Linked DNA regions of Homo sapiens: region 1 is linked to region 2. Evidence: chromatin loops called from intact Hi-C (ENCODE). Cell type or tissue: GM12878. All regions are shown on one strand. Each heading gives the region's core, and the rest is flanking DNA. Links, peaks and the distances in the headings are about the cores only.

Region 1 (8,348 bases), core at 113-8,112, 540 kb after region 2:
TAATTTTTTGGTGTTTTAGTAGAGACTGGATTTCACCATGTTGCCCAGCTCAGGCAGTCTGCCTGCCTCAGCCTCCCAAAGTGCTGGGATTACAGGCGTAAGCCACCGCGCCTCACCCCCTTTTCCTTTTGAGTATATCAAAATGACTGTTTTTTTCCTTATATACCCAGACTGGGAAAAGTATGTCAGTTTACCACAAAGATTCACAGAGGGTCGGGCGCTATGGCTCATGCCTGTGATCCCAGCACTCTGGGAGGCCAAGGCAGAAGGATAGCTTGAACCCAGGAGTTTGAGACCAGCCTGGGCAACATAGTAAGACCCCATCTCTACCAAAAATACAAAAGTTAGCTGGGCGTGGTGGCGTGCACCTGTGGTCCCAGCTACTTGAGAGGCTGAGGTGGGAGGGTCATTTGAGCCCAGGAGGTTGAGGCTGCAGTGAGCCGTGATTGCACCACTGCACTCCAGCCTGGGGGATAGAGCGAAACCTCATCTCAAACAAACAGGCAGCTAAAAAAAAAAAAAAAAAAAACCTTTCCTTCCAGACACAATAGTTCCTTATTTTTTTTCATGGTTGTAGCAATTTATTATTCTTTCTTTCTCTTTTTTTTTTCTGTTACAGACAGAGTTTTGCTCGTCGCCCAGGCTGGAGTGCAGTGGCACAATCTCGGCTCACTGCAACCTCCGCCTCCCAGGTTCAAGCGATTCTCCTGTCTCAGCCTCCTGAATAGCTGGGATTACAGGCGCCCGCCACCACGCCTGGCTAATTTTTGTATTTTTAGTAGAGACAGGGTTTCACCATCTCGGCCAGGCCAGTCTCAAACTCCTGACCTTGTGATCCACCTGCCTTGGCCTCCCAAAGTGCTGGGATTACAGGCATGAGCCACCGCACCCCGGCTTTTATTCCTTCTTTAACAAAAAAGGTCTTAGAGCCTGGGCGCAGTAGCTCACGCCTGTAATCCCAGCACTTTGGGAGGCCGAGGTGGGTGGATCACTTGAGGTCAGGAGTTTGAGACCAGCCTGGCCAACATGGTGGAACCCCGTCTCTACCAAAAATACAAAAATTAGCTGGGCGTAGTGGCGGGCGCCTGTAATCCCAGCTACTTGGGAGGCTGAGGCAGGAGAATTGCTTGAGCCCGGGAGGCAGAGCTTGCAGTGAGCCGAGATTGCGCCACTGCACTCCAGCCTGGGTGACAGAGCAAGACTCGGTCTCCAAAAAAGAAAAAAAGGTCTGGGTATCCATACTGTTTTGCAACTTATTTTTTGCACTTATCGGATATTGGGTGTCCTTCCGTGTCAGAGCCTGTGTCTCATTCTTCTTAAAACTGTGTGGCCGGGCCGTCCTGGGTTACACAAGGATGAGAAGTCTCCTCTGGGTTGAGAGGTTTTGGCTCAAGTTTAAGGCTTTTCTTTCCAGCCAGATGGGCTTGGGAATGACTCTGCAGGAAGCGCGTGTTCCCCTGATCTGGCCAGCAGCCGGCACTGGAATCTTGGTTGTAGGGTTACTTACTGCAGGGGTCAGTTTCACGGAGGTTTCCCTCCCTTTTCTTCCCCACAGGTTGTGGGTTTTCTCTTAGGTCTTCTGGCTTTAATGCAGAGCTTTATATTCAGCTTATTAGTTTTAAAAGTGTGTTAAAATAATGCACGTATTTTGGCCGGGCGCGGTGGCTCACGCCTGTAATCCCAACACTTTGGGAGGCCAAGGTGGGCGGATCACGAGGTCAGGAGATCGAGACCATCCTGACTAACACGGTGAAACCCCGTCTCTACTAAAAATTCAAAAATTAGCTGAGCACGGTTGCAGGCAGCTGTAATCCCAGCTACTCGGGAGGCTGAGGCAGGAGAATGGCGTGAACCCAGTAGGCGGAGGTTGCAGTGAGACGAGATCGCGCCACTGCACTCCAGCCTGGGCAACAGAGCGAGACTCCGTCTTAAAAAAAAAAATAACGTATTTGTATCATTGCTATGTTTAATGTCGTATTTCATTGACCATAAGTCCCACAGGGAAGGAGGAAGTTGTTACTTCCTGTGTGGGGCTGGGGCCAGGGTCTCCCCCTGGGTATTGAGTCATTCTCTGGGGTGGAGTGTCCTGGGCACTGCAGGGTGCTGAGTAGCGTTCCTGGCCTCCACCCACTCCATGCCAGGAGTTCCCCCAAAACCTGACAACCACAGATGTCCCCAGACATCGTCCGGTGTTGAGGGGCAGAATCTTCACCGTGTTCAGGCCTGTGGGGGCAGGGGGCAGGGTGGTCTATCCCTGACTCAGCCCGCCAACATCCTCTGGGCCACGAGGCAAATGAGAAGAAAAAGGAAGTGGTCGGGGGTGTGAGCCACTCCAAGCACAGACAATTCCCACCGGGGACAAAGGGATGGGCTGAGCTGGGACACCTGGGTGGGGAGTCGCACCCTACGTGCCCTGGAGAACCAAGGCAGCCTGAGTCACCATGCCAGCTCTGCCGGGCTGCAGATGCTGGTTTCAGAAGCGCCTGGCAGCTGCGGAGCTCTGGGGATGCGGACTTGGCTGGGCTAAGATGGATCGGGTATCGGGGCCCCCAGAATCCCCTCAGTGGAGTCCCTGGTAGATTAGATCAGAGGGGAAGCTGCCAATCTAGCTGAGGTCTTGCCCCAGGGCAGTTTTGCCCCCAGGGGACTTGGAAATACGGGGCAGTGCGGGGGGTGCATTTGTGTTTGTCACAACTAGAGGAGGGGCTGCCCCTGGCATGGAGTGGGTGGAGGCCAGGGACATTGCTCAGCACCTGCAGTGCCCAGGACAAACTCACCCAGAGAAGGATCCAGCCCTGAATGCCAAGTGGGGGACTGCATTAGTTATTTGGGAAAAAAAAATCAAGTCTGCTCCCTGCTCACACCAGACACCAGAATAAACTCCCAATATGGCAGACGGTGTAAACCAGGGGACCTCAGCTCCTGGGATTCTCTTCCTCTCCCCCTCTGTGGATTTCAATGTGTGTAGCCTCCTGGGACCTCAGCAGAGCAGAGGATCATGGGCCACGGAGTCTCTTGGGGGTCCGTGGAATCCCCTAACCCAAGAGGTGTCAATTGAGGGTAATTCTGCCCCCAGGGGACACTGGGCCAAGTCTGGGACATTTGTGTTTTTCTCATGACTGGGGGTGCTCCTGGCATGGAGTGGGTGGAGGCCAGGGACGCTGCTCAGCACCCTGCAGTGCCCAGGATGGCCCCTCCCCAGAGAGTGACCCACGCCGATGTCCACAGTGCAGAGAGTGGAAACGCTGCCCTAGTGGCAGACGCAGCAGATTCAGAATTGAAGGATCTGAGTTCAAGCCCAGACTTGTACCTTTTACCTCCCACCCTCAGGCGAGGCAACTGGCCTCAGCTTCTGGACGTGCAGCACGGGTGAGCCCCTCCCGCCAGCCAGGAAATGATGAGTTTCACGAGAGCAGGTCCTCCAGGGCCCCAGCAAATGCCAGGCCTGTTTACTAATGACAGCAAAGGTCCACCATCACTTAGCAGGAATGAGAGCATTCGCTTTCAGCCTGCCCTGCCAGCCTCACAGGGCTGCGGCATGAACCCCTGTAGGGTTAGTTTATGAGTGCGTAGGGAAGTGCTCCCCAGAAAGCAGGAGAAACACGGATGGCCAGATACACGTTTGAGCCTCTGACAACTACAGTCACTGTGTACTAACTAGTGGTGAGGTTGGCAATTTGTAAAAATTACTCATTAAAGAGGGAGACAGAGCCAGGCTCCGTGGCTCATGTCTATAATCCCAGCACTTTGGGAGGCCAAGGTGGGAGGACTGCTCGAGGTCAGGAGTTTAAGACCAGCCTGGACAACATAGCAAGACCCCCGTCTCTACAAAAAATACAAAAATTGCCGGGTGTGGTGGCTCATGCCTGTAATCCCAGCACTTTGGGAGGTCGAGGCGGGCGGATCATGAGGTCAGGAGTTGGAGACCAGCCTGGCCAATATGGTGAAACCCTGTCTCTACTAAAAATACAAAAAAAATTAGCTGGGTGTGGTGGTGCGCACCTGTAGTCCCAGCTACTCAGGAGGCTGAGGCAGAAGAATCCTTGAACCCGTGAGGCGGAGGTTGCAGTGAGCCAAGATCGCACCACTGCACTCCAACCTGGGCAACACAGCGGGACCCCATCTCAAAAAAGAAAAAAAATAGAAAAATTATCTGGACGCACGCCAGGAGTCCCAGCTACGCAGGAGGCTGAGGTGGGAGGATTGCTTGAGCCCCGGAGGTTGAGGCTGGAGTGGGCTGTGATTGTGCCACTGCACTCCAGCCTGGATGACAGAGCAAGACTTTGTCTCAAAAAATAAAATAAAGCAAACAAGAACAGTTAGATCCCCGGCCTTGCCACTCGCAGGACAAGCTTTGTCCCCCTCGGCACTGTGGACATTCAAGGCTGATTAGTCTCTGGGGTGGGGTATCCTGGGCACTGCAGGGCACTGGGCAGCATCCCTGGCCACCACCCACTCTGTGCCAGGAGCATCCTCCAGTTATGACAACCACAAATGCCCCCAGACATCACCCAGTATGAGTCCCCGGGGTGCAGAATCGCCCCCCAGGTGAGACCCCCACTGCAGCTGAGTGTGGCTGAGAGCTCTTCACAGTGGCCACGAGGAGGCGAGACTGGGGTGGGCCCCTGGCTCCCACTGGGCGGGCTCAGAGCATGGCTCCTGCCCCCACGTTCAGACTGAAGCCATCCAGGAGGCCAAGAAGGCGGTGCCAAGTCGGTGGTGCCCAGTCAAGCCCAGATCCTGCGGCCCTGGGTTAGGAAAAAGTTCCGTGAAAGGAGTGTGGCCCTGGGTTGGGATGGTAGCTTGGGGCGTTCCTCCCTGTGGCTTCCTCTTTCTGACACTTGGTCTCTTGTCTCTTGAAACTTTGGGCTGAGTCCTCTGAAGCAGGCACCACAGGTGTCCGTGACGTCTCATCACTGTAACTGTCCCCTAGGTGACACGATCTTAGCTTTGTTTTGAGACAGGGTCTTACTTTGTCCCCCAGGCTGCAGTGCAGTGGCACAATCATAGCTCACTGCAGCCTTGATCTCCTGGGCTCAAGCAATCCTCCCACCTCAGCCTCCAAGTGGCTGGGACTATACAGGCACATCCACCATGCCTGGCTAATTTCTTAACTATTTCGTACAGAGATGGGTCTCACTATGTTGCCCAGGCTGGTCTTGAGCTCCTGGCCTCAAGCAGTCCTCCTGCCTTGGCCTCCCAAAGTGCCAGGATTACAGGCGTGAGCCACTGCAGCTGGCCAGGGCTTCTTTTAGGGGTGAGGAAAGTGTTCTGGAATTAGATAAAGGTGGTGTTTGCGCAACGCCAAACGTGCCAGGAGTCACGTAACTGTACTCCTGAACTGTAACTGAAAAGGTTAAAACGTGTGGGATGTGAGTCATATGTCAATCTAAAAACAGAAGAAAAGACTATCAGGAGAATTAGGACAGTATGCTAAGCCCTCGATAGCACCTGGCCCAGAGGGGCCTGGGCAGGCCTTGCTTCCTGCCTGTCTGCTTTCCCACGAGAGAAGTCAGAGATGCAGTAGGCACAGTGGCTCACACCTGTAATCCCTGCACTTTGGGTGGCTGAGGTGGGAAGATCGCTTGACTCCAGAAGCTCAAGACCAGCCTGGACAACATAGCAAGACCCCATCTCTACAAAAATACAAAAATTATACAGGTGTGGTGTTGTGTGCCTGTAGTCCCAGCTACTCAAGAGGCTGAGGTGGGAGGATCACTTGAGCCCGGGAGGTCAAGGCTGCAGTGAGCTGTGATTGCACTACTGCACTCCAGCCTGGGCAACAGAGCAAGACCCTGTCTCTAAAAAAAACAAAAATGTAAACCAGACAAAAGCACAAAACAGTGACAGGATGCACGCCTGGGTGATCAGGGAAGACGCAGCCATCCTCCAGCAGGAGTGAGGGTGGCCTACCAGCACCAGGAGCAGTTGTAACGTTTAAAAGTAAACCCTCAGGCCAGGCATGCTGGCTCACGCCTGTAATCCCAGCACTTTGGGAGGCCGAGGTGGGCAGATCACCTGAGGTCAGGAGTTTGAGACCAGCCTGGCCAACATGGTGGAACAGTTTCTCCTAAAAATACAAAAATTAGGCAGGCATGGTGGCGTGTGTCTGTAATCCCAGCTATACAGGAGGCTGACCAGGAGAATCGCTTGAACCCAGGAGGCAGAGGTTGCAGTGAGCCGAGATCACGCCACTGCACTCCAGCCTGGGTGACAGAGCAACACTTCACCTCAAAAAAATAAAAATAAAAAAGTAAAAATAAACACTCAGAGGCTGGGCGTTATGGTTCACGCCTGTAATCCCAGCACTTTGGGAGGCCGAGGTGGGCAGATCACTTGAGGTCAGGAGTTCGAGACCAGCCTGGCCAACATGGCGAAACCCCACCTCTACTAAAAATACAAAATTAGTCGGGCGTTGTAGCGGGCACCTGTAGTCCCTGTTACTTGGGAGGCTGAGGCAGGAGAATCGCTTGAACCTGGGAGACAGAGGTTGTAGTGAGCTGAGATCGTACCACTGCACTCCAGCCTGGGCAACAAGAGCAAAACTCCGTCTCAAAAAAATAAATAAATGAAAGTAAAAATAAATAAATACTCAGATTTTGGAAGGTGGCTCCGGGATGCTGCCTTTTTTTTTTTTTTTTTTTTTTTGAGACAGAGTCTTGCTCTGTCGCCCAGGCTGGAGTGCAGTGGCACAATCTCCGCTCACTGCAAGCTCTGCCTCCCGGGTTCAGGCCATTCTCCTGCCTCAGCCTCCCAAGTAGCTGGGACTACAGGTGCCCACCACTACGCCCGGCTATTTTTTTGTATTTTTAGTAGAGACGAGTTTCACCGAGTTAGCCAGGATGGTCTTGATCTCCTGATCTTGTGATCCGCCCACCTCGGCCTCCCAGAGTGCTGGGATTACAGGCGTGAGCCACCGCGCCCAGCGCCTTTTTTAGCAGGACAGATTCTGGGCTGGGAGCATCTTCCAGCCAAGTATGAGGGCTGGGCTGCCAGGCCGGGAGCCAGTGTTGTGCACTGACCTAGAACATATGGAACTGACTTCTCCACTCAGGGCTTGTCTCTCAGGCGCCTCCCGTGCTCTGGGGCAGCGGTCCCCGAGGCAGTGGCAGGATGTGGAAACCTCCGGAAGGAAGTGGGTGACTGTGGTCCGTGAGCTGCTACACCTCGGTGGGGGAGGGGTCATACCAGTTGGTTGCTTAGAGAAACTGTGTTGTTCAAAAAAAAAAAAAAAAAAAGTGTTGCAGCAGGGGAATTTGTCATTTCACCTTTCATTTCTCTAGAAGTTTCCAAGGGTCACTTGTGTCTCGTCCGTGGGAAGACCGGGGGAGCCCAGAAGGCCTTGGTGTGGAATTCTGAGAGCTGATTCCTGCCTTGTCTTCTCCACTGTTCCTGGAGGAATCCGAGAAGAGCAGAGCGGAGGGAGCCCCAGACACGGTAACCTGCCCCCGGCCTCAGGGGACAACGAGGGCGGGAGTCAGGGTCCCGAGGCCACCCCGGCCTTTCTTTGGAAAAGACCCCTTTCTGTGGCCAATCACCCCTCCGCCAAGGAGCCTGTGTTTGTTCCTGATAGAAAACGCTTTGCTCGGGCCGGACATGGTGGCTCACGTCTGTAATCCCAGCACTTTGGGAGGCTGAGGTGGGAGGATTGCGTGAGGCCAGGAATTGGAGAGCAGCCTAGGCAACATGGTGAAACCCCTGTCTCTAAATAAAAAAAAAACTAGGCCGGGCACGGTGGCTCACGCCTGTAATCCCAGCACTTTGGGAGGGCAAAGCGGGCAGATCACGAGGTAAAGAGTTTGAGACCAGCCTGGCCAGCATGGTGAAACGCCATCTCTACTAAAAGTACAAAAATTAGCTGGGTGTGGTGGCGGGCGCCTGTAGTCCCAGCTACTCAGGAGGCTGAGACAGGAGAATTGCTTGAACCTGGGAGGCAGAGTTTGCAGTGAGCCAAGATCATGCCACTGCACTCCAGCCTGGGCGACAGAGTAAGATCCTGTCTCAAAAAAAATAAAAAGGAAAAAAAAAACCGTCTGCTGTGACGGGAACTCTGCCAGTCCACAAGGTTCTTCAGAAGATGTTAACTTCCACTGAAAATCCTGCACCTTTTTCTTTTTGTGACGGAGTCTCACTCTGTCACCAGGGCTGGAGTGCAGTGGCGTGATCTCAGCTCACTGTAGCCTCCGCCTCCCTGGGTTCAAGCGATTCTCCTGCCTCAGCCTCCTGAGTAGCTGGGATTATAGGCACATGCCACCACACCCGGCTAGTTTTTTGTATTTTTAGTGGAGATAGGGTTTCACCATGTTGGCCAGGCTGGTCTCGAACTCCTGACCTCAAGTGATCCACCC
Region 2 (8,348 bases), core at 268-8,267:
CTTAACATCACTGAACCGTACACATAAACGTGGTTAAGATGATCCGTCTTATGTTATATATATATATACACACACACACACACACCACAGTTGAAAGAAAGAGAGAAAGGGAAGGGGTTTCTTGCCTTAAAGAAAGCAAACAGCTATGTCGTGAGCTGCCTGTGGAGGGTCCATGTGGCAGACACCTGAGAGTAGCCTCTAGGGGCTCAGAGCACTCACATCCAACAGCCAGTAGGTAAACAGGGACCTCATTCCTAGAGCTGCAAGGAAATGAATTCTGCCGATAACCAAACTAGCTCAGAAGAGGACCCCAAATTCCAGATGACAACTCGGCCCAGCCCATACCTTGATTTTAGGCTTATAAGACTCTGAGCGGGGGACCCAGTTAAGCCAGACTCTTGACACACAGAAGTTGTGAGATGGCAAATGGTGTCTTTGTTGCCGCTGTTGTTACTCAGCAGTAGCTGACTCATACACTTGCCGTGTTGTTTGCCATGTTGAGATTGAGATAATGATCTCCACTTCACATAGGAGAAAACAGTAGCTGAGAGGGGCTGACGTGCCCAGGGTCACATGGCAACTGTGTTGTGATCATCACATTAACTGTGCCTGTCACCTGGGCCGGACCGTCACCTCCTTCATTAAGATCAGGGATCTGGTCCAAGTCTTCACCAGATGTTTACTGAGTGAGTGAAAGAAACAAAGAATGAAGGTGCTGGGACCGATCCTCACCTGACCTCCTGCACACAGGTGAGTCTGTGTCTGCGACCAGGACCAGTGACACCATAGGACACTGAGTGAAATCTCGAGAACATAACTGTGAGGCTCAGAAGGAGTAGTCAGCACATGCAACTCCCCGGGCTGAGTCAGCTGCCGGTGTTGAGGTCGGAGCTGATCAGCCTCCTGGAATGTGACATGCTGTACCCTGACTAATATTCCGGCTGAATCAGAGCTTTGCTCGTAATGAGAGGCAAGTCTCGAGCCAGTCACCCTCTGGCCCATGTGAGACTGGGAATTCAGAATCAGCCGGGAGTGACAGAAAGCCAGGTCTGGCTGGCACGCCTGGGTGGGTGTTTACAGCACGCGGGCTGCCAGCTGTGACCAGCTCTGAAGGGAGCCAGGGCCAGAGGATGCAGGTGCAGAGGACAGGCGCCCGGAGGAAGTGGGAGGAGAGGCGGCCACAGGGCTGGGGCCCCACTCTGGGTGCCCCTGGAGCCATGCAGGGGGTGGGTTCACCCCCTTACCGCCATTTAACATGTGAGGTGGATCGTTCTCTGGGGTGGGTCATCCTGGGCACTGCAGGGTGCTGACAGTGTCCCTGGCCTCCACCAACTCCATGCCAGGAGCACCCCCAGTCATGACAACCACAAATATCCCCAGACATCACCCAGCGTCCCCTGGGACAGAAACACCTTGGTTGAGACCCTCTGGGATAGAAGATTCCACAGACCCCAAGAGATTCTGCATCCCATGATCCTCTGCCCTGCGGAGGTCCCAGGAGGCTGCACACATTGAAATCCACACCTGAGTGGGAAGAGAGAGAGGAGATGAGTCCCAGGAGCTGGGGCTCCCGGGTTTATGCCGTCTGCTCCATCTGGAGTTTATTCCAGTGTCTGGTGTGAGTAGGGAGGACACTCAGTTTATTCCCAAATAATTAAAGCAGGTCTCTCCCCCTGGGCACTGTGGACACTGACACTGGACTGTTCTCTGGGGTGAGGCCGTCCTGGGCACTGCAGGGTGCTGAGCAGCATCCCTGGCCTCCACCCACTCCATGCCAGGAGCATGGACCGATGTGAGGGAATATTAGTCAGGGAAGGTCCCACTTCCCTCCGTCATGACAATTACAGATGTCCCCCGACACCGCCCAGTGTCCCCTGAGGGGACAGAATTACCCCAGTTGAGACCCTGATTGAGTGAACCGATGAAGACAACACCGCCCAAGAGTGAAAGCAGGTGCCCACACCAGGAGCTTTGTTCGGGAATTCAGGGAGGGCTTCCTGGAGGAAGTGACATGAGTTGAGTGTTGCTAGTGCCCTGAAGGTGACAGGTGGGGTGGGGGATACAGGTGCAGAGATGGTTCCAGGACCTTGAAAAGGTGAGAGGGAGGGAGTGAGGAGGCCGCACGGCAGAGGCTGCATTTTATCCCGAGGGCAGGAGGGAGCCATAGCGGGTTCCGGCTCCACCCATGACAACAATCAATTGGTTTGGGTCCAGCCTCCCTGTGTGACAGATTAGGAAACTGAGGCACAGAGGGGGTGAGAGATGCCCCAGCCTCCTGTGGGTGGCAGAGATCCCGGTGGGTTTCCACGGTGCCGCTGGTCAGGCTGGTTTGGGGCAGGGGGCCGGCTTCAGGCCTGGGGCGGGAGCAGCATCAGCTTCACGTTCCCGCTGGAGACACGGGGTCAGGTGGGCACCCGCGGTCACTCTCTGCTTCTGTTTGGTAAAATGGGGGGTGATCACCACCCCTGCAGTCCAGGGTTGCTGCAGGGAGTAAATGAAATAATCAGGCCGGGCGCCATGGCTCACGCCTGTCATCCCAGCACTTTGGGAGGCCGAGGCGGGTGGATCACCTGAGGTCAGGAGTTCGAGACCAGCCTGGCCAACATAGTGAAACCCCATCTCTACTAAAAATACAAAAATTAGCCAGGCGTGGTGGTGGGCGCCTGTAATCCTAGCTACTTGGGAGGCTGAGGCAGGAGAATCGCTTGAACCCGGGAGGCGGAGTTGCGGTGAGCATCAGTGAGCAGTCCAGCCTGGGCGACAGAGTGAGACTCCGCCTCAAAAACAAAACAAAAACAAAAACAAACAAAAAACCCCAAAACCAAAATAATCAGCTCTGAAGTCCTTGTCTTGTGCCCAGCACGGTGAGGGCGCTACCTGCTCACCCTCTCACACCCTCATCTCCTCTCTGACCCAGCTTCCTCCTCCCCAAAGACTCTGCCCTTCACTGGCTTCCCTGGCAACCATGGAAACACTGGGAGGGGCATGGGTGACCCATGGCCCTTCTACAAGTTGGTGGCAGAACCTTGGTTCTCTGCTTCCTGATCCCCGTGACCGAGGAGAAGAGAGAAGTCTGGCTAATCTGGGAGCAGTGGCTCACGCCTGTAATCCCAGCACTTTCAGAGGCCGACATGGGAAGATCGCTTGAGGCCGGGAGTTTGAGACCAGCCTGGGCAACAGAGACCCCCCTCTATTTCTGCAAAAAATAAAAATAAAAACCCTGGCTGGGCACAGTGGCTCACACCTATAATCCCAGTGCTTTGGGGTGCTGAAGTGAGAGAATTGCTTGAGGCCAGGATTCAGGACCAGGCTCAGTAAAAGAGTGAGACCCCCTTGTCTACAAAAAAATTTTTAAAAATTAGCCGGGTGCAGTGGTGTGCACCTGTATTCCCAGCTATTCGGGAGGCTGAGGCAGGAGGATTGCTTGAACCCGGGAGGCGGAGGTTGCAGTGAGCTGAGATCGCACCACTGCACTCCAGCCTGGCGACAGAGCAAGATCTTGTCTCAAAAGAAAGGAAGAGGTCTAGAGGCCCCAGGGGACAACACATGCACCCTCGGCACAGGGCCCGAGCCCCCAGGGAGGTAAACCACAGGCGTCCACCCCTGCCTGGGGTCCGGCTCTGCACCCACAAGGAAAGGTGACAGCCAGGAGATGGCTTCTGTGCCCTGAGCTGACCTTGTCTTCCTGTCTCAGGGCAGGAGTGGCCCAGCCCACAGCGTGGAATTCTGCAAGCTCAGTAAACACCCTGGAGCCTGTGGGATGGGCTGGAGGGGCTCGGGCCCCTGTGCCCGCCTGCCCTCTGCCTGGGGGTAATTACCAGAAAGCCTCCCTCCTTCCCTCCTTCCCAGAAGGCACTGCTGGGCTCAGCCTCCTGCAGGTCAGGAGCTGCTAGGAATAGCCGCCAGGGCTGGCAACAGGTCACAGTCACTGCTCCGGAGACGAGAGGCCTGCTGTGCTGTGGCACCACCGGCAACCAGACAGAGGTGGAGCTCTGCCTGAGAGCCACTGGAGCACCTTTCTTTCTTTCTTTTCTTTTTTTCTTTTTCTTTTTTTTTTTTTTTTTTGAGACGGAGTCTCGCTGTCTCCCAGGCTGGAGTTAAGTGGCACAATCTCGGCTCACTGCAAGCTCCGCCTCCCGGGTTCTCGCCATTCTCCTGCCTCAGCCTCCGGAGTAGCTGGGACTACAGGCGCCCACCACCACGCCCGGCTAATTTTTTTTGTATTTTTATTGGAGACGGGGTTTCACCATGTTAGCCAGGATGGTCTCGATCTCCTGACCTCGTGATCCTTCCACCTCGGCCTCCCAAAGTGCTGGGATTACAGGCGTGAGCCACCGCGCCCGGCCCTTTCTTTCTTTTTTTAATTGTGGTAAAATATATGAAACATAGTATTTACCATCTTAGCCATTTCTAAGGGCTCAGTTCAGTGGCATTAAGCACATTTGCATGGTGCTGCACCCATCACCACCGTCATCTCCAGAACTTTCCATCTTCCCAGACTGAATCTCTGTCCCCGTGAAACACTTGCTCCCCGTCCCCTTCCCAGCCCTTGGCACCCCCCATCCTGCTTCCCTTGTACTGTTCGCTCATGTTCACAGCAGCCAAAAGGTGGAAGCAACTCAAGCGTCCATCAACAGATGGACTGTCTCTGTGAATCTGACGGCTCTAGGGACCTCCTAGGCGTGCAGTCACACAAGATTTGTCCTTTTCTTTTAGATGCAGTCTCGCTCTGTGGCCCAGGCTGGAGTGCAGCGGTGCGACCTCGGCTCACTGCAACCTCCGCCTCCCAGATTCAAGCAATTCTCCTGCTTCAGCCTCCTGAGTAGCTGGAATTACAGGCACCTGCCACTATGCCCGGCTAATTTTTGTATTTTTAGTAGAGATGGGGTTTCACCACATTGCCCAGGCTGGTCTCCAACTCCTGACCTCAAGTGATCCACCTGCCTTGGCCTCCCAAAGTGCTGGGATTAAAGGCGTGAGCCACCACACCTGGCCAATTTGGTTTTTTGTGTCTGGGTTCTCTCACTGAGCGTGACGTCCTCAAGGTGCATCCGTGTTGCAGCCTGTGTTGGGATTCCCTTCCTTTTCATGGCTGAGTAATATTCCATCATACAGATGCACCATGCTGTTTATCTGTCCATCTGTTGATGGACGCTTGGATTGATTGCTTCCACCTTTTGGGTGCTGTGAACATGAGTGAACAGTACAAGTATCTGTCCGAGCCCCTCCTTGCAATTCCTTTGGGTAAGGAACACCTTGTTTATTTGTTTTCTTGAGACCTGGTCTTGCTCTGTTGCCCAGGCTGGAGTGCAGTGGCACGATCACAGCTCACTGCAGCCTCAAATGCCCATGCTCAAGCGATCCTCCCATCTCAGCCTCCAAAGTAGCTGGGACTACAGGTGCACCACCACGCCTGGCTAATTATTTTTTTGTAGAGATGGGGTCTGGCTATGTTGCCCAGGCTTGGAACACCCCGTTTGTTCTGGGTTTGATACTACAGCCCAACCTGTGGTCACCTTTTTGCCTCCTGGGACACAGAAGAGCTCAGACTGAGCCTGGGTGTTGAGGACCTTAGCCGGAAAGTGGCTTCTCCCTCACCCACCCTCACTTGGCCACACACCCCCAGGAAGAAGGACCAATGTTTTCTATCAGTGGCCGTGCCCGGGGTGTCAGAGCTCTAGTGGTATAAATGATACACGGTGAAAGTGAAAACAAAGCCCTCCTCTCTGCCACGTTGCTCTCGCATTGAGCTCCCTTTCCCGGAAGCCCCCTCTCTGCCGCGTTGCTCGCATTGGGTTCCCCATCCCGGAAGCCTCCCTCTCTGCCGCGTTGCTCGCATTGGGTTCCCCATCCCGGAAGCCTCCCTCTCTGCCGCGTTGCTCGCATTGGGTTCCCCTTCCCGGAAGCCCCCTATCTGCCGCGTTGCTCGCGTTGGGTTCCCCTTCCCGGAAGCCCCCCTCTCTGCCGCGTTGCTCGCGTTGGGTTCCCCTTCCCGGAAGCCCCCCTCTCTGCCGCGTTGCTCGCGTTGGGTTCCCCTTCCCGGAAGCCCCCTCTCTGCCGCGTTGCTCGCATTGGGTTCCCCTTCCCGGAAGCAGCTGGTGTTGCCAGTTTCGGGGGCTTTCCCTGGAGATGGGCTGAATCCCCAGCCCTCATTACTGACCATTGACTTCTGCAGGGCTTATCCCGCACCCTTTGCAAGCTTAAAAACCACCAGGAGCCGGGCGCGGTGGCTCATGCCTGTAATCCCAGCACTTTGGGAGGCCGACACAGGCGGATCACAAGGTCAGGAGATCGAGACCATCCTGGCTAACATGGTGAAACCCCGTCTCTACTGAAAATACAAAAAATTAGCCGGGTGTGGTGGCGGGCGCCTGTAGTCCCAGCTACTCAGGAGGCTGAGGCAGGAGAATGGCGTGAACCCGGGAGGCAGAGCTTGCAGTGAGCCGAGATCTCGCCACTGCACTCCAGCCTGGGTGACAGAGCAAGACTCCGTCTCAAAAGAGAGAGAAAAAAAAAAAAAGTTGATGAGGGTTTTGGGCAGGCAGAGGGAATCGAACTCACTCCTCCGTGGTGATCAGCATGAAGGAAGGGGAGAGAAAAGGGGCAGACGAGCCTCTTGTGGCTGCCATAACAGGTGACCACAGACCCGGAAGTATCAATCCGCAGACGTGTGTCCTCTCACGGTTCTGGAGGGCAGAAGTACTAAACCAAGCTGTCTGCAGAGCTGTGCTCCCCTGGGCGCTACAGGAGAGGATCCTTCCGCGTCCTCTGGCTTCTGGGGGCTCTGGCAAACCTGGCTTGTGCTTACCGTCGAATTGCTCCAGTCTCTGCTTCTGTTTTCTGCTGTCTCTCTGTGTCTCCTTCTTTGTTTTTGTTTGTTTGTTTGTTTGTTTGTTTTAGATGAGGTCTTGCTCTGTCACCCAGGCTGGAGTGCAGTGGTGCCATCTTGGCTCACTGCAACCTCTGCCTCCCAGGTTCAAGCAATTCTCCTGCCTCAGCCTCCCGAGTAGCTGGGATTACAGGCGCGCACCAACACGCCCGGCTAACTTTGTGTTTTTAGTAGAGATGAGGTTTGTCCATGTTGGTCAGGCTGGTCTCGAACTCCTTATCTCAGGTGATCTGCCCACCTCGGCCTCCCAAAGTGCTGGGATTACAGGAGTGAGCCACTGTGCCCAGCCATTTTTCTTTAATTAATTTTTTGTGTCTGGAGTCTTGCTGCTGTGTTGCACAGGCTGGAGTGCAGTGGCAGCATCATAGCTCACTGCAGCCCTGAAATCCTAGGGCTCAAGCAATCCTCCCGCCTCAGCTTCCCGAGTAGCTGGGACCACAGGTGTGGACCACCACATCCAGCTTCAACATAAGTTTTAAGCAAATGCAATTAGTCCGTAACAGTCATTTTCCGAGGTTCCCCGTGGACAAGAATTTTGAAGGGACGTCACTAAACCCCTTGCAAGGGAAGTGAGCTTTACTCAGGTCTCAGGAAGCTCCTGGGGTGTGCAGGAAGGGGCGAGGTCACCCCAGGAGGAAGGCGCTGTGCTAAGGAAAGGTGACTGTTGATGGGGCCCCCGTTTGCAGAAACCTGTATGAGTCGTACCACCTCTGTGTAATCTGCCACCTTCAGAGCGCCTGCAGGAAGGCGGCCACGTCACCCCTTTTATAAATGAAACTGGAAGCTCAGGCTGGGAAACCCAAGGTCACAGAACCCAGCCTCAAAGGCAGCCAGCATTTCCACCGCAGGAGTCTGTTCTCTGCACAGAGCTGTCTTGCTCTGTTGCCCGGAGCCAGAGTGCAATGGCACGATTTCGGCTCACTGCAACCTCCACTTCCCGGGTTCAAGCAATTCTCCTGCCTCAACCTCCCAAGTAGCTGGGATTACAGGCGCACAACACCACGCCCAGCTAACTGGCCGACCCACGTTGGCTGGGGGTGCTGACGGCATAAGCTCACCCCTAGGTCCCTCTAGGGTGGCCGATGACAGGACCCTAAGAAGCTCACCCCCAGCTGGGATGTTTCGTTGAAAATCTTCTCTTTTGCCTTTAGTTGCTTGAAAACATTGGACTCATACCCAAGAGCTTTCTAATTGGTTTCGATAGGAAACGGTTCTGAGGTTTCGCCTTTTTTAATATCCTGTTGGTCTGAGACTGGAGTGGCCCCTGGGGTGGCAGGTTTCCCGGTGCATGGGCCCAGCTCTGGTGTGTGGGTTGGGGGATCAGGACAGAGGTTTGTGAGGGGGGCAGTGACCTGCCTGCAGAGAGAGGGGTCGGGACGACGGCCTGTAGCCAGGGTGCAGGGGGATCTGCCTTTCTTTCATTCTACAGGGTCCTCTCCTCTCCCCTCCCCTCCCCTCC

Evidence for each region. Peaks named below come from ENCODE experiments on the same cell type or tissue, not always from the same donor. Only the 100,000 strongest peaks of a DNase experiment are listed, where the experiment ranks them.
Region 1: a loop joins it to region 2, with 7 times the contacts of the local background. A loop is called at or near these places in 4 of 110 quality-filtered maps.

What each region holds. Positions count from the first base shown.
Region 1 is chr19:2,084,264-2,092,611 of GRCh38, reverse strand. MOB3A (MOB kinase activator 3A) reads left to right here. Exons shown (of 5, transcript NM_130807.3): 2 at 7,284-7,437. Among named protein-coding and RNA genes, the nearest start is that of MOB3A, 7.9 kb to the left of the region's middle. RefSeq lists enhancers at 1,982-2,031, 3,102-3,361, 2,580-3,542, 3,722-3,781, 4,663-4,792 and 3 more. In GM12878, for the core only: a CTCF peak has its summit at 4,606 (motif pointing right); DNase peaks (open chromatin) are centred at 2,201, 4,841, 5,461, 7,151 and 3 weaker places; H3K4me3 peaks cover 6,685 bases; H3K27ac peaks cover 8,000 bases.
Region 2 is chr19:2,620,246-2,628,593 of GRCh38, reverse strand. All of the region lies in intron 2 of GNG7 (G protein subunit gamma 7), which reads left to right. Among named protein-coding and RNA genes, the nearest start is that of MIR7850, 6.3 kb to the left of the region's middle. RefSeq lists enhancers at 414-1,613, 3,424-3,673, 6,418-6,617, 7,497-7,796. In GM12878, for the core only: a CTCF peak has its summit at 3,962; DNase peaks (open chromatin) are centred at 987, 3,881, 6,653, 7,643 and 1 weaker place; H3K4me3 peaks cover 3,933 bases; H3K27ac peaks cover 5,495 bases.